Linked DNA regions of Homo sapiens: region 2 is linked to region 1. The links are chromatin loops, found by intact Hi-C in ENCODE. Cell type or tissue: breast epithelium. All regions are shown on one strand.

Region 1 (8,000 bases):
AGTATGCTGGGCCTGGAGTCTGCATGTACTCCAGGCAGAAAAAGGCAGCTCCATAGTGGTACCCTCTAACTCACCAGAAGGCTACATGAGGGTTTGGGCAAAAGACCAGAACCCAGATCTCATGCTTTGCTCATTTCCTCCAGGAATCTAGTAGGGGCAAGGTGACTGGTCTTGTCATGTCTCAAATCTTTGCTGAAACATGACAAACTCCTCCAGTACCCAAACTTTCCTCTGGACATTGATTTATGCTATTCTCTGGGTTTGGAATTCTCTACCCTACCTTCCCTCCATTATTGGTCCTGATACTGTGATGTTACAATACAGTTACACGTCCCAATATTACAATTACAGGAGGCTCTGTCCCTGGCCTGCCTTCCCCTCCACTCCAGCCCTCAGACTCTCCTCTCTTCTCTGAATTACTATGGCATCTTTTAGCCTACAGTTTAGAATGAGGATTACCAGACCCTGTCTTGGGTGTATTTGTGTTTGTACTTGTTTCAAGTCTTTAAATCACATTGTTCCTGCTAGATGATGGCCATCTCCCTTCCCCAGTGGAGGGAGACCCAGAGTGAACAAGGGACACCATCCGTGTAATCAGCAATGCCACATGAGGACTTTTCAGGGGACTGGAGCAGCTATGAGAGGTGTCTGTCCTGCCTGCCCAGAGGAGAGTGGGACTCCGCAGAGGAGTCCGACTGTGGACTCTGCCATTTCGAGTAAAGAAAGAGAAGAGTTATGACTAGGTCCTCTGAAAACTCTTTCCAGTCCCTGAACTCCATGGGGATTTGCTCTGCTTTTTAAGGGAGTATTCTGGCCGGGCAAGGTGGCTCATGCCAGTAATCCCAGCACTTTGGGAGGCCGAGGTTGGTGGATCACCTGAGGTCAGGAGTTCGAGATCAGCCTGGCCACGATAGTGAAACCCCATCTCTACTAAAAATACAAAAAATTAGCCAGGCATGGTGGCAGGTGCCTGTAGTCCCAGCTACTCAGGAGGCTGAGTCAGGAGAATTGCTTGAACCTGGGAGGCAGAGATTGCAGTGAGCCGAGATCCCGCCATTGCACTCCAGCCTGGGCAACAAGAGTGGAACTCCATCTGAAAGAAAAAAGGGAGTATTCTCTGTTTCCAGAGGTGGACTATTAAAGAATTAGTGCTTCAAACTAATGAAATTCAGACCTTTGTTCTGAGATAGGAATCTTGCTCAGTGACTGTATTTGTTTGCTAGGGCTGCCATAACAAAGCATCACAGACAGGGTGGCTTGAACAATGCAACTGTATTTCCTGCGGTTCTGGAGGCTGGGAGTCTGAGATCAAGGTGTCAGCAGGGTTTCTTTTGAGGCCTCTTTTCTTGGCTTTCAGCTGGCTGCCTTCTTGCTCTATCTTCCAACGGTCTCCCTGTGGTATATGGGTGTTTCCTAATCTCTTCTTCTTGTAAGTACACCAAGCTTACTGGATTTGGACCCACCCATGTGACCTCATTTTACCTTAGTTACCTACTTAAGGACCCTATCTCTAAGTATAGTCAGATTCTGAGGTACTAGCTGTTAGGACTCCAACCTATGAATTTGGGGAGATATAATTCAGTCCATAAAAGTGACTTTGGGCAAAGTCAAATTTCACTCAATGGAATTTTATTCAATTCATTTACCAAGATAAATTGAGCACCCAATTGCACCAGGCCCTGCTCAGATGCTGGGGATACATCACTGAACACAACAGACACAAATCCACATCTCTGTGGAGGTGATATTCTGGTGCAGAGAGAGAGACAGTAAATGGAATGAATAAGAAAACATATATGACATGTCAAATAATAATAAAGCCTATGGAGGAAGTTAAAGTATGGGGGTGGTTGGGGGGTTGGGGGGGACAGTGTCATCTAACTCATCCCCAACCTTCAGGCAGGAATGAGTGAAATTGCCCATGAAGGGAGTGCACTGAGGAGCAGAAGCAGGATGCAGTAGGAGCATGAGAGCAGAAATCCTTCCTCTGTGGATTTCTTTTTCATTTTTTTATTTGTTTTGAGATGAAGTCTTGCTCAGTCGCCCAGGCTGGAGTGCAGTGGTGTGATCTCAGCTCACTGCAACCTCTGCCTCCTGGGTTGAAGTGATCCTCCTGCCTCAGCCTCTCAAGTAGCTGGGATTATAGGCATGTGCCACTGCACCCGGCAAATTTTCAGTGGAGACGGAGTTTCACTATGTTGGCCAGGCTGGTCTCAAACTCCTGACCTCAGGTGATCCACCCGTCTTGGCCTCCCAAAGTGTTGAGATTACAGGTGTGAGCCACTGCGCCCAGCCTTTTGTAGCTTTCTTAACTCTGCTTTGTTTAAAGCCACAAATGTGTGCTCTTTTCCCTCCCTATCCTGGTCACTTGTCTCGCCAATACAAACCTGAGATCACAAGGGGCTCTATGAGTAAGACCGTGGCTGGCTGGCAGCAAACAAGGGCCATGGTGGAGAAACACTCCAAGGCATTCACCCGACAGCCTAGGAGATGGGCACACAGTTATCCTCATGAACAAAAGCCTGACAGTTTGAGCCAGGTATAGTGGCTCGTGCTTGTAATTCTAGTGCTTTGGGACATGAAGGTGGGAAGATCACTTGAGGCCAGGAGTTTTCAAGACCAGCCTGGGTAACACAGCAAGACACCATCTCTAAAAAAATAATAATAAACAAAAGGAAAATTTGACGACTCCATTAATCTCATTACTAACAAGTACTTACATTTGTTGCTGTCTGATTACGTCAGGCACTGTGCTGTGCCTGCTCTTATGCATCCTCCCAACAGTCCAAAGAGTGCTATCTCTTTTCACATTTATAGTCAAAGAAACTGAGGCTTAGAGAGGTCATGTAACTTGCCTAAAATCCATCTGATGGACCAGAGTCTTAGCCACTCTTGGCACCACGCTGAGCTGTCTAGAGAAGGGCAGGTCACTGTTACAGCTGGAGTTGAAAGTTGATGTTCATTGACTTTCTAACACTTTTTTGTCTTTTACTAAAGCTGCCAGCTTAACGTCTTACCAGAGGACTAATAAATCTTATTTCCAACAAGCGACTGCCAACATTAAAACATGCAAAATTTCTCAACATAAATTTTCCCAACAATTGTAACTCATTACTTGGATACGAGGCATGCACTACTGCAGTCTGTCCACGGTGGTGAGGAAAACACTGGGCACGAGCCCAGCAACACATTCTTTGACAGCAGCATGAAATATTTTACAACAGTTTCCAGGAAGTTTTCACTGGCTTTCTCAATTACAATGAAGTCTTCTTGTGGGCATCTGTTGCAGTGAGCCTTAACACACACATCCTCCCCGTGCTCTCAGGCCGCTCGGCAGCCAGCAGATGCCCAGGACAAGAGAAGCCCTTGTTTCAGACATTTGCTTTCTCAAAGGCATTCCGGGCTCTCTTCGGGGACTCTTGGTCAGTGTCCTGTGGCGTGGCCTCCCTCTTGCCTTCCTGCTGTGGGTACTGCTTCAACCACAGAAATCCAGAGCCCTTTACTCGTTGGTTTCAAAGTAAATCTTTGCTTTGGGGACAGTATCCTCTTTTGCTAAGTATGAAGACTGGAAGTTAACTAAAAATCCCACACTGGTGGATAACCCTGCTCAACCAGAAAAAATCGAACCCTGTTCAGTCAGAAAGGTTGAACATATTTCACATGATTTTAATCATTTGTTTTTCATAACCAAGGGTCTGTAGTTCATATCCTTTGTTCATTCTTTTACTGTTTTGTTCTTTTCCTTATTTTAAAGGGTTCTTTACATATTCTGAACACTAATCCCTTGCTGAGTGCTGGCAAATATGTTTTCCCAATTTGTGACTCACTCTTTTACTTTATTGTGTTACAATTTTAATTTTAAATTGGAACGGATCATTTTTTCTTTCATGATATTGCTTTTCGTGTTTTAAACATCATTTATATACTCCTCCATATTTTCTACTCCATTGACACAAACTATCTGTAGCTTTTGTCAAAGTTTTCTCCATAATTGTTCTTTCTTATTTTTATTATTTTAGAGACAGTGTCTTGTTCTGTCACCCAGGCTGGAGTACAGTGACACAATTATAGCTCACTGCAAGCTTTGACCTCCTGGGCTCAGGCGATCTTCTCAGCCTCAGCCTGGGCACATCTGGGACTACAGGTGCACGCTACTACATCTGGCTAATTTTTAATTTTTCTGGAGAGAGGGGTTGCCCAGGTTGGTCTTGAATTTCTGACCCCAAACAACCCTCCTTCCTTGGCCTCACAAAGTGCTAGGATTATGGGCATAAACTACCATGCCAGGCCTGTTGTTTTAAATATAATTTTCAAAAGGCAGATGGCACTAACTGTCATAAAAAAGAGGTATCTCCCTTTGGATGTTATGACTATGTTCCTTAAGAATGGAATTTCTCTTTCCTGATGGTGTTGTTGGCTTTCAGAAGACAAACATGTCTCTAATTCTGCAATCTATGTCTCACCTGTGGGGAATCCTCTGTCTTTCTCCTCTTGTTCAACTAAGTAATAAAAAAATTTCAATTGCTTAAGCATCTAAGAATACTGCAACCTTTCTCATCATCTTTTCCATCCATGATGCTTTGGTGTGCCTATGTCTGTATCTATCTATTGATGTATCTACCTAAGCTGAGAGGTTGGCACACATTATGTGTGTGTCTTAGTAAATGATATTTTTCTACTTATGTCTTATATGAAACATTATTAAAATGAATGTAGGTTTTCAGAACATATTGAAGCTAACCCATAAAAGGCAACTCAGTTCAGGAGCACAGAAGGTTAGAATAGCTATGGGATGATGTGCTGCAAATAAACCCAGTGGCTTAACACAACAGATTATTTTCCTTTCTAAGCAGGGGTCCAGAGCAAATCAGGCACTTTTAATCTTAGGGCGCCACCATCTCAACATGAGACCCCCTCAGCCATGGGGCGGCTAAAGGGCCAGCTGGAGAATTGCCCTGACTCTTGTATGCTTTGGTCTGGAAGTGGGGCCCATCACTTCTACCCACAGCACATTGACCCGACCCTTTCAGCTGAGCCCACCTAACTGCAAGGGGGCTGAGAATATGAATGAGTGGATGCACTATTCGGTAAACATCACAGAAGGCCAGTCTGAGATTAATAGATCATCTAGAAAATTTGCACCTACATAATTGAGAATTACCTATGGCCATAGCTGACATTTTGAGCCCTTACCGAAACTCACAGGTCATCATATCCTCTGTGCAAATACTAAGAAAGTGTGCCTTCTGAGATGAGGGTACAGGGAGGAAGTCAAGAATGTGGAAGTCATCAGAGGTAAGGAAGAAAAAGCATTAAACATCAGTTACAGCTTAGACTATGTGGATTTCCATTTGCAGGTAGGAGGGGAAACATTGAGAAGTAAAGCAAAGCAAGACAATGGGAGGAATTCTAAGAAGTTTCAGATAAATAATAAGAAGTGCTTCTAGTATGAATGGCACTCAAAGTCTGTGAAGAAACTGGTTGCTGAGAAGCCACAGGAGTGATTTATTGATAGGCCAGGAAGATATTCCCAACAATATTAAAGTAATTCTTTGCCAGGCTGTGTTCACAAAAGAAGGGGAGGGGACCAGGCCAGAAATACATGTGCATTTTCCAAAGGACAAAGATATATGAAAAAAAAATTAAAAGAGATTTTCAATTCCCCCATGCCTTGAAGCAGTCTGCAAAAACTAGCATGAAGTTGGTATTTAGGACAAAAAATGGTGAAAACAAACTATTGGTGATTTTTAGGAAAGAAAGTTGTGGAGAGAAAGAGAAAAGTTAGCAGTAAAGGGAAAAAGTGTGTAGAGGAGAGCAATAATTGTTTTCCAACTGCAGGCGATAAAATGCGTATCTAAGAGGAACGCCTGACCTTCAGACAACGCATCTATCAGACTCAGGAGAATGGAGACAAAGGGAAGAGAGTCACAGGGGAGAAGAAGCCAGGATGCAGTGGCTGTATGCTAAGTGGAAGCCATTGTGGGCCACTGAGAAGATAATAGAGGGAAGTGGAGAAGCCGAGGAGTAAAGCAGAGTGATATGAAGCAGCGTGATAAGCGGTGCACAGTGAGGAGGGGGAAAAATAATGGGAAAGAGTGAGATAAACCCGCGGTGAAGAAGCCTTTCGCAGAGACTAAGAGTCTGGGAGGAAATTATCTGAGGGGCTAGAGTACTTGGGGCGTCTTGGAACTTCACATTTGTGAGAAAAATGTACCGCATGTATCAAACAATCCAAGTCCCAAGCTATGCTAATAATAAAGGCAGTTTGCATTTATTGCGTCCTTTCTAAGTGTCAAGCGCAGCCCAAGGTACATTAAATATCCCTTCTCGTGGAGCTCATGGTGATAAAAATCGAAGTGACAGCAAGTAGTAAACAAGAGCTAGTCTTTATAAAGACTCATTTAACGTCCATGCCAGCCCTACCCGCTACAGGATCTTCACCTTTCTGTGCCTCAGTTTCTTCTTCTATAAATCGGGATTATAAGAGTACCCACTGCCCGGTACTCTAAGAGGAAAAGTGAGGCAAGAGCGAACATCACCCATTTGCAGGCGGGGCCACTCCCTCCTCATTGGCTCTGCTGAAAAAGAGCTCCACACTTGGGTTGAAAGAAGGAGCAGAGAACTTGGGAGGTAGTGGTGGGAGGAGGGGGGATGGCAATTCTGGCTTCTGCCAATCAAATCTAGATGTGTCACTCCTCCGCGCTCTTGGCTTTCCATATAGGTCACAGCTCCTCCGCTGTGCCTCGGGAAAGGTAGGCACAGAGAAGTTACAGGGCTGGCTTACGTTTGCACAGAAAATTTAATGGCAGTCAGAAGTATAACTTAGGTTTCCTTATTCCCCAGAACATGAGGGTTTTTTTTTTGTTTTTTTTTTTTTTTTTACCAGTGGACGATGCTGAGACACAGGGCAGGGTAAGCACATTTTAAAACAGAGGGCAAAGGTCAGCACAGAGCATGGGGAGATCAGTAAATATGTCCAAAGTGCTTAGTGAGAGGTAAAAGTTTAAAAGACGACAGTTAGGTTTTCACAATAGTGAACGGACAATTCAATGCCAGAGGTCCTGGAACCTGCAGTGTTTTCTCATTGACCTACTATTTCCCTAGGAGCCAGAGTCAGCATGACGGTAGACTTTTCCAGAAGTAAGCAGGTTACCTCTTATCTCTTCTGTCATCCACATCCTCGGGTTTGAGGGCTTGAAATCGTGCAGTATTTCCCTCTTGTAACCCAGAACAAGCATCTCTAACTTTAGATCGACTCCTTTGGTGTCCTGGGGCCAGTGAATCAACCTGCTTACTTCCCTCCATTTATGGCTGTGATGCTCCTTTGTAACAAGGGATCAAGAACTGTACCTGCGCTTCCAAATGCAGCATCATTTATTGCTTCCTGATGCAAAAATAGCTTCCTTGGGCTTAAACTGGCCAAGATCATCTTATTTGTCATGTTTTTGTTACCATTAAAGGATCGGGGGGAGGGAAAGACTTCCTGGAAACCTGTTGGTCTCTCAAAATCAGTCCATTCATAGAATCCTCCAACCAAGAGGGCTGTGAACAGATCATGAAGTCCAGTCTCCTGCTTCTGGGCCGTGATTCCTTTATTCCAAGCCTGCTGAGCCCTGGCTTTTGCAGCAGGACTTATTCTTTTTTTATTTTTATTTTTATTTTTGAGTTTAGGCCCAAATGAATTGTTATTTTTTTTTTAACTTTAAGCTTGAGGGCACATGTGCAGGTTTGTTATATAGGTAAACTTGTGTCATGGGAGTTTGTTGTACAAATTATTTCATCACTTGGGCATTAAACCTACTGCCCAATAGTTATTTTTCCGGATCTTCTCCCTCCTCCTACCCTCCACCCTACAATAGGCCCCAGTGTCTGTTGTTCCCCTGTATGTTTCCATGTCTTCTCATCATTTAGCCCCCACTTATAAGTGAGAGAATGCTGTGTTCGATTTTCTCTTCTGGCATTAGTTTGCTAAGAATAATGACCTCCCACTCCATCCATGT
Region 2 (8,000 bases), 370 kb before region 1:
TATGGGTAAAATAAGAAAGCTATAGCTCCTTGCTTCTTCCCTCCTCTGTATAACAATAAACCCTATGGAGCAGGCTCATAAATGGTTTCAATGAAATAATCTTTAAAGTGCTTAGCACAGTGTCTGGACAGAGGAAGTGTTTAATAAGTGCTCCTTGAATTGAATGAATGGGTGAATGGGTGATTGCATTTGTTGAAAGGCTGTAGGTAAACATGGAAATAACATAACCACATACTGGTCTTCATTTCTAGGTGTCTCTTTCTCAAATCAGGATTGAAGATTACTTTGGCTTTCTTTGGCAACCATCCTGTTGCTAATCATTACTCTTTTAAAAATAAATTTCTGTCAGCTTAGGAAAAAAGAAGTATCTGCTTATTTATTTATATATTTTTATTCAACAGATGCAGGTCTCATGTTTTTTTCCTTTCTAAGTAAAGAGAAGAATCAATTATTTTACCTTTATAAAAACTACACAAACACACTTTGAACATAACCCAAAAATATTATTGACATTTCAAAGCAGTTTCCTTTTCCCTTCTTGTTTTCCTAACCCTCTGCCTATACCCTATCCACTGGTCACTGCCAGGGCTGACGTGGGGGACGGTAATGCATGACCACTTGGGCAATTCAGCACAGTAAGGAGAAGCAGGATGGATTTAGGCTATATGATATGATACTTGGGTGCATCTTCAAGATGCTTAGGCAGCATCCGCACTTTCCACACCCTGGGTTTGCTCGAGTTGCTGCACACTTTGCAGCTTACTATAGTTACAACAGGCAGAACTCAGGCTGGAGTCAAATGCTAAAGTTCATCAGACACTTAGGAGGATCATAGATGGGCAAACAGGTCTTGAAGAGCAGGAGGATAATTCGTAGTTACTTCTTGTTTGAACCCAGATTTGTCAGACCTGAAAACCTTCTCAAACACAAAAGCACAGACCACATGAGAAACAGTCAATATTGTATTTCAGCATTTCAAAAATAAATTGGGAAAAACAGGCCTTCTGTCCTTTGGAGTGAAGTTGATTAGGATGTGCTGTACTGCTGGACCTGGAAGTGATGATCAAACTTGACAGGGCCATAAGCATGCACTAAAGAGTGGAATTATTAACATTTCTGTTCCCAGAGACAGAGAAAATTTCCTATGGTAAATATCAACATTTATGCTGTGTGTCAGACTCTATATCCTGTCTTTCCCCACATCCTGTCTCACCCAACTCATGGCTGAGACCACCACTGGGTGGTCTGAATACTCTTTTTAAGTCCCTAGGGGTTTGGAAACTAAGCAACTTGGGAGGCATGGATTTAAACTCCCCAGGAAAAGTCACAGGATGGCATGTTACTTCATTCTACCTGGCTAAAACCTTGATCCTGGATTCTGTTCCCTTGCAGAAGTGTGGGGTGATGTTATGATTCAGAAAGTTCCTGGTTCTCTCTCTCTCACTAATTAAAGCCCTGCGTCTCTCAGGTCACATGTGGATGGAAAGCAAATGAGAGATCAATCTTGCAGCCTTGCAGTGGGAACTGACCTGGTTCTTTTTGTCCATCACATGCATGTGCAGTGGGTGATATTCTGATGTTTTGAAAATCAGAATGCTTCTGTGCAAATACAGAATTCTCTTTTATCAGGAAAAGAGCTATCGAGGAGTCCTGGTAAATAGGACAGACACTTCTGGGGCAGATGTGGGAGTGTGTGTGTATTAGCATGTGCATGACAGGTGGGGGTTTGGGGCACTGCCTCTGAGAGTGTTAGAATCAGATTTCCCAAAAGTGGACACCTGGAAAATCCTGTGCCATATTGGCTATTGCTTCTTAAGGATGACATAATAGAGCTGGAAGAGATCCAGGATAGGGCAGCTGAATTAATTAAAGAGTTGGAATGATTATTAAAAACACTTTTTTTCTCAGATTATAAAAGTAATACGTATTCATTATAGAAAATTTGGAAAATATTCAAGGCAAACAATAAAATGAAGTTATATGTTATCTTACCATCCAGAGATAATTTAACATTTTACTGTATTGCCTTTTAGTTTTTTTCTTAGAACACAAACATATGTATTACAAAATTGGTATCATATATATGTATGTATAGTGTATATACTTATATTCACATATGTTTATTCACACACGTATATAAAATTTTGTATCTTATTTGGTACATGTTTTATATATGATTGGGTATATGTTTTCTTGTCGTCAAATGTTTTCTAAAACATTTTAATGACTAATGTAGCAATTGCTGGGTCTACAAAAACATATTTGATGATTTTTATATTATTTAGATTTAGTTTATTTTCAGATTATATTTAATTAAGTACATGTACATATTTACTTTAATAATTAACACTGAAATGGAATGTTTTCCACCAAAATCCTCGTGGGCATTTCTGATTATTTCCCTGGGATCAATTCTTAGATGTCAAATTACAGGGCTAGATTTTGAACACTTTTAAAGTTGTAGCTAGATTTTAGTAGACACACAAAATGAATTTAGAAGATGAAGATTTGTCAGCATGAAAAGCTAACTGCTGAACGGAGACACAGATGAAGTCTATAAAAGCGCAAAAGGCTTTAATTGGTCAAGTAGAGATTTGCTAACCAAACCCAGAAATATTGCAAATACACAGCAATTTTTGGAATTCCATGAGGGTAGCTTTGGAGCCAATGCAAAGAAGGTGTGATTTGCTTGGCAGAGAGAAGATCTGTGCATCTTTTTGCCTTGAAAAGTGGCAACTGGCTAAAAATATAGACAGATTCTGTAAGATTTTAGATAATGGCTATATGAGTGGAGTTTTGTCATTATGAAGTAGTATCATCAAGTGCCCAGAACTGAATGCTATAGTCATGACACGTGGTCATGAATGTGTATTCTGACTGTGTGGCATGGGGCTGAGTGAAGGGATCACAGGGTCTCTGAAGTCCTGGTACCTGGAAACTGTGACAAAAGGGCTCTTCTAAAATTGCCAGAGGTGACTTCTGGAACTCTAAAGGTGGAAGCGGAGATTGGTCTTTGGGAAAGATTCTTCTCTTTTATTTTGGGAGGTGGCATCACTTTTGTGAGTCCTCTTAGCCATGTAGAAGGGATTTAACTATCTACTTGATTTTCTTAGGGCTAAGTGAACCAAATGTATATACAGGTATGCTGAGTATTCTGTTTATTAATATCAAATACTACTCTGGGCTGGAGGTGGTGGGAGGACACTTCAGGATTTTTTTTTCTTTTTTTCTTTTTTTAATGAGGAGATTGGTGACTTTCCCTTACGAGCTGGGAGATAGAGTTTTGGGGAAAAGGGCTATGGAGGAAAGAAGCAAGGCAAAAATTAGCTCCAAATTTATTGAAATTGTTTCAGTATTCAGTATCAGTGTCTTCATTTCTTCCTTCCTTTATTCCGTTATTTATTTTTTAACTGCAGGTGCAAGAAAAATTTTCAGTGTAGTAAACAATGTGTTCATTGATGAGCAAAACAGAATGTGCATGGAAGTGGTGTAAAAGGTGCAAAATGAACTGAGGCGTTCTTCAATATTCTCTACTGTAATTCTAAAATTTGGAAAAACCTGTTTAAAAATAAAATATTATAAAAGCTGTGTATCAAGTAATAAGTACAAATTATTAATTGAAACATGCAAATGATGAAAAATTAAATATGTTTGCTTTAAAATTTATCCTCTAAATTTTGTGTCTCGTGGGAGGGGGTGCTGGTGGCAAGACTGGGGATCTGGGAACAGAGAGTTTCTCAGGGGCCACAATATTGTAAGAGGCAAGGGAAGTGAAGGTCTTTTTTCCCAAGAAATTAGATGAAGTAATCATAGAAGGTAAAGGAAACACATACTATAAAGATAGGCTCTTTGAAGCTTCTCAGTTGGAAGGAGGCTTCTACAATTTCTGTCTGAGATTGGGCAAGAAAACAGATCCACAGGTGACTGTCAATCAGAGTTTAACCCAGTTGTGTTTGACTATAGGGTCTCCCTATGATTGATCTATGATTAATACTAACTCTTGGCTGGATGCAGTGGCTCACACCTGTAATCTCAGCATTGGGAGGCTGAGGCAGGAGCTGGACCTATGGATGCTTCTACCTAAGATCAACACCTATGGCATTGACAAGGTATGCAAGAAGGTGTGGAAGATATGTACTGTTAGGAACTTATGCTGTCTATTTAAAAATCAGTCAACCAACTTATATTTGCTGAGCACCCTTCAAGACCCCAGGTGAATGCATGGGGAGAAATCAGAACAATGTGAGAGGGGAGGGCTCTCCTCAGGCATTTACAAGACAACATCGTTGGGACTTCTAAAGAAAGGAATGTACTTGCTCATACTGTAGAATTTACTAATGTATTATGTGTATTGTCTATCTCCACCAGCTATAATGTCAGTTCAGCAGGGCAAGGATCTTTGTCTTGTTTTCCCCAGCAGGGTCTTGAGCAATGCTTGGCCCAGAGTTGATGTTCAGTATCCATTGAATATCTACTGAGTAAATGAATGCCTCGGTATGCTTCTCCAAGAATGCCCATCCATTTGTACTTACAAAAATAAGTACACCTATATTTCACTTAAAATGTGTCAGGCACTCTTCTAGCCCTAAACATATCTTAGCTCCTTTGATCAATCTTCTGATGTAACTACTGGTATTATCATTCTAATTTTATAGAAGAGGCAACTGAAGCAAAAAGGAGTAACTTACCTGGGGTAACCCAGCCAGTAGGTGCTGAAACAGAGATTCTAACCCAGGCAGCCTGGCTCTTACATCCATATCTTCACTATCACTTTGTTTTCCTTCTCCAGGACTTGGGTCCAAGGTGTCTACTCAGCACAAAGTTGCATTCTGTGGCTGTGAAATAGCAAAGTGAACTGGCCTATTCCTTTCTGGCTCTTTCTACCCAGGAGGTTGCCTTTAATGTTTCTTTCAGGCTGACTGCATAATCAGCCTTTCTCAGGGCTGAGCTCTTATTATGAGTCAGGCGTATGTATTAGCTTTCCATCTTGTTGGGAAGATAAGACACAATTGCAAGCAATTTTTTGGTAGTATGTAGAAAATGGAGTCACCATGAGAAAGGGACAGAAAGAAATGTTATGGAAATTCAGAGGAAGGTGCTATTGCTTCCCTATGCTGTGTTCAGAGACATGGAAAAATGATGTGGAAAAGCCGAGGGAACAGCCTGAGCAAAGGCACAGAGGGCCATCTCAGAGGATCCTTTGTTAGCTGCTGCTCAGAGTCCCTCACAGTCAGAACCCTTCCTCCCATGGACCAAAAGAAAGTCCATTAAGTCCTGGTGTGTCTGCCCTTTTGGCAATCTAAGAATGTGTCTAGCATATGGGTTCTGAGACCCTTACCTGTCTTGGCACCATTCCTCTCTGGTGCCAATTGTCAAACTACCTTGAGCCTCAGTTTCCTCATATGTAAAACAGAAGCTAATAGGATCTACCCTAAGGGTTTGTTGGAAGAATCCAAGCTGGTCATGTAGACGAAGCTCTTAGCATCACCTGGCACCATGAGTGCTCACTAACCTTGCTGCTCTTTTCCACCCTAGTTGTCTGAGTGCTCATAGGTGATGATGGTAATGATCCCCTGCACTTTTGTAGAGCTCAGGAATTAGAACCCTCTCATGTGTATGAACTCATTGAAACTTCACAACTGCTCACCTGCCCTGACCTGGGAAAATCATTTTGTCACTTCTTTCCCCAAGAGATATTTTTATTCTGATGAGTCAATTCAGGCTGAAGTGAACACTAAGGGCCATTTTCCATTTCTTATAACAGAGTACCTGAAACTGGGTAATATATAAAGAAAAGGAATTTATTTCTTATAAAGGTTGAGAGTCCAAGGTCAAGGGGCTGCATCTGGTGAGGGCCTTCTTGCTGGTGAGGACTCTGCAGAGTCTTAAGGCAGTGCAGGACAACACATGGCAAGGGGGCTGAGTGTCCTAGCTCAGGTCTCTCTCCCTTTCCTTATAAAGCTACCAGTCCCACTCCTATGATAATCCATTGATTCATTAACTCATTAATCCACAAATGGATTAATCTATTCCTTTAGGGCTTTGCCCTCATGACCCAATCACCTCTTAAAGGCTCCACTTCTCGATATTGCCACATTGGGGATTAAATTTGAACATGAATTTTGGAGGGGAAAAATATTCAAACCGTAGCCAGCCCTTGGCAAGAGAGGGAAAATCAGGCTGGGTGCAGTGGCTCACACCTGTAATCCCAGCACTTTGGGAGGCCGAGGTGGGCGGATCACCTAAGGTCAGGAGTTTGAGGCCAGCCTGGCCAACATGGTGAAACCCTGCCTCTACTAAAAATACAAAAATTAGTCAGGTGTGGTGGCGTATGCCTATAATTCCAGCTACTCAGGAGGCTGAGGCAGGAGAATCACTTGAACCCAGGGACAGAGGTTGCAGTGAACTGAGATCGCGCCACTGCACTCATGCCTGGGAGACAGAGTGAGACTCTGTCTCACAAAGGAAAAAAAAAAGAGAGAGAGAGAAGGAAATCTTTGGAAAGCCCAAAGAAGGGAGTGGGTGAAGGGGGCTGGTGGAAGAAGGCTGGCGGGATGTACAAGGGCGTGTCATTTTCAGACCAGCTGGAAGGGCCCATTCTTGCTACCCCCGTGCCCCCTTGCAGAATCGGGAGCTGTAGGGACTGCTTGGATCCACCGGCCTTAGACAGGGGTCTATACACTAGCACGGGCACGGGGCAGTTGAAGGGAGTGTTTGCAATCTGATATTCTCACTTCTTAGGGAGACTCAGAAGTCATTTTTTGTGATAAGTGAGACACATAGCATCTTGCAAAAATCATGCTCTGGAGTAGATTTGCATAAATGAATGCACTGTATTTTTAAAAAAATTATGAAAGCTTTAATTACCTAAACTTGAATTAAGTTGTCTCTTGCAGAACACACAAAGTATTAGCTTATTTTATACTTAGTTACCTTTTTGTTTTCATAAATTGGATGATCTTCTATGTAACTCTTGTTTCAACTCAGCGGCAACACCTCAGAGATGTTTTCAAAGTAACAAATATTGTTATGGAGCACTTGCTATGAACCAGCACGACTTATTATTTAAGAGCAGAGACCCTGAGAGCCAGGCTGTCTGGGTCTATTCATGATTCTGCCACTTACTAGCTGTGTAATCTTGGACAGTTATTTAACCATCTTCTGCCTCAGTTTACTAATCTGTAAGACAGGTACCTATGTCATAAGGTTGTTATGAGGATTAAATGGGCTAATATGAATAAAGTGTTCAGAACGGTGCCTGCTCATGGAAAATATTCAATACAGGTCAGTCTGGTTATGTGCTGGACACTGGGCCAGGAGCTGGGGATAGAACTCCAAAGATAGACGAGGTCCCTGAATTCTTTGAGCTTACAGTCTAGTGGAGAAGTGAGAGAGGTGGCAGTTAGTCAACAATGAGGGCGATGTGTGGTATAACAGGGGTGGTACAAGGTTTTCTAGGAAGAGTAATTACAGGCTTCTGTAGATGTGCTGGATATTTTCTTTTTCCTATCTTGTTAACATGGACTGATTTGTTTAACATCATAAATCCCCAGGATTGAAAAGCGTTTTCAAAGGTCACTGGTTCATTTCAGTGACCCAAGTAAAACCTGCCCCCAGGCCAGGTGTGGTGGCTCACGCCTGTAATCCCAGCACTTTGGGAGGCCGAGGCAGCAGATCACCTGAGGTCAGGAGTTCGAGACCAGCCTGGCCAACATGGTGAAACACTGTCTCTACTAAAAATACAAAAAATTAGCGGGGCGTGATAGCAGGTGCCTGTAATCCCAGCTACTTGGGAGGCTGAGGCAGGAGAATCACTTGAACCTGAGAGGTGGAGGTTGCAATGAGCTGAGATGGCACCACTGCATTCCAGCCTTGGTGACAAGAGCAAAGCTCCATCTCAAGAAAAACAAACAAAATAAAAGCCTGCCCCCAGATAACGTCATAGACATGTCTGCTTCTTTCTCTGCCTTCATCACTACACCGGAAGCTGCTAGCCCTGC

The links. Peaks named below come from ENCODE experiments on the same cell type or tissue, not always from the same donor. Only the 100,000 strongest peaks of a DNase experiment are listed, where the experiment ranks them.
Region 2: it touches region 1 in a loop (11-fold over the local background); 1 of 110 quality-filtered maps calls a loop at or near these places.

What each region holds. Positions count from the first base shown.
Region 1 is chr1:213,722,085-213,730,084 of GRCh38, forward strand. It overlaps a transcript of RPS6KC1 not described here. Among named protein-coding and RNA genes, the nearest start is that of LINC00538, 200 kb to the right of the region's middle. In breast epithelium, a CTCF peak has its summit at 3,150; a DNase peak (open chromatin) is centred at 3,257; H3K4me3 peaks cover 306 bases; H3K27ac peaks cover 439 bases.
Region 2 is chr1:213,348,758-213,356,757 of GRCh38, forward strand. It overlaps a transcript of RPS6KC1 not described here. Among named protein-coding and RNA genes, the nearest start is that of RPS6KC1, 300 kb to the left of the region's middle. In breast epithelium, no CTCF peak of the experiment used is centred here; no DNase peak of the experiment used is centred here.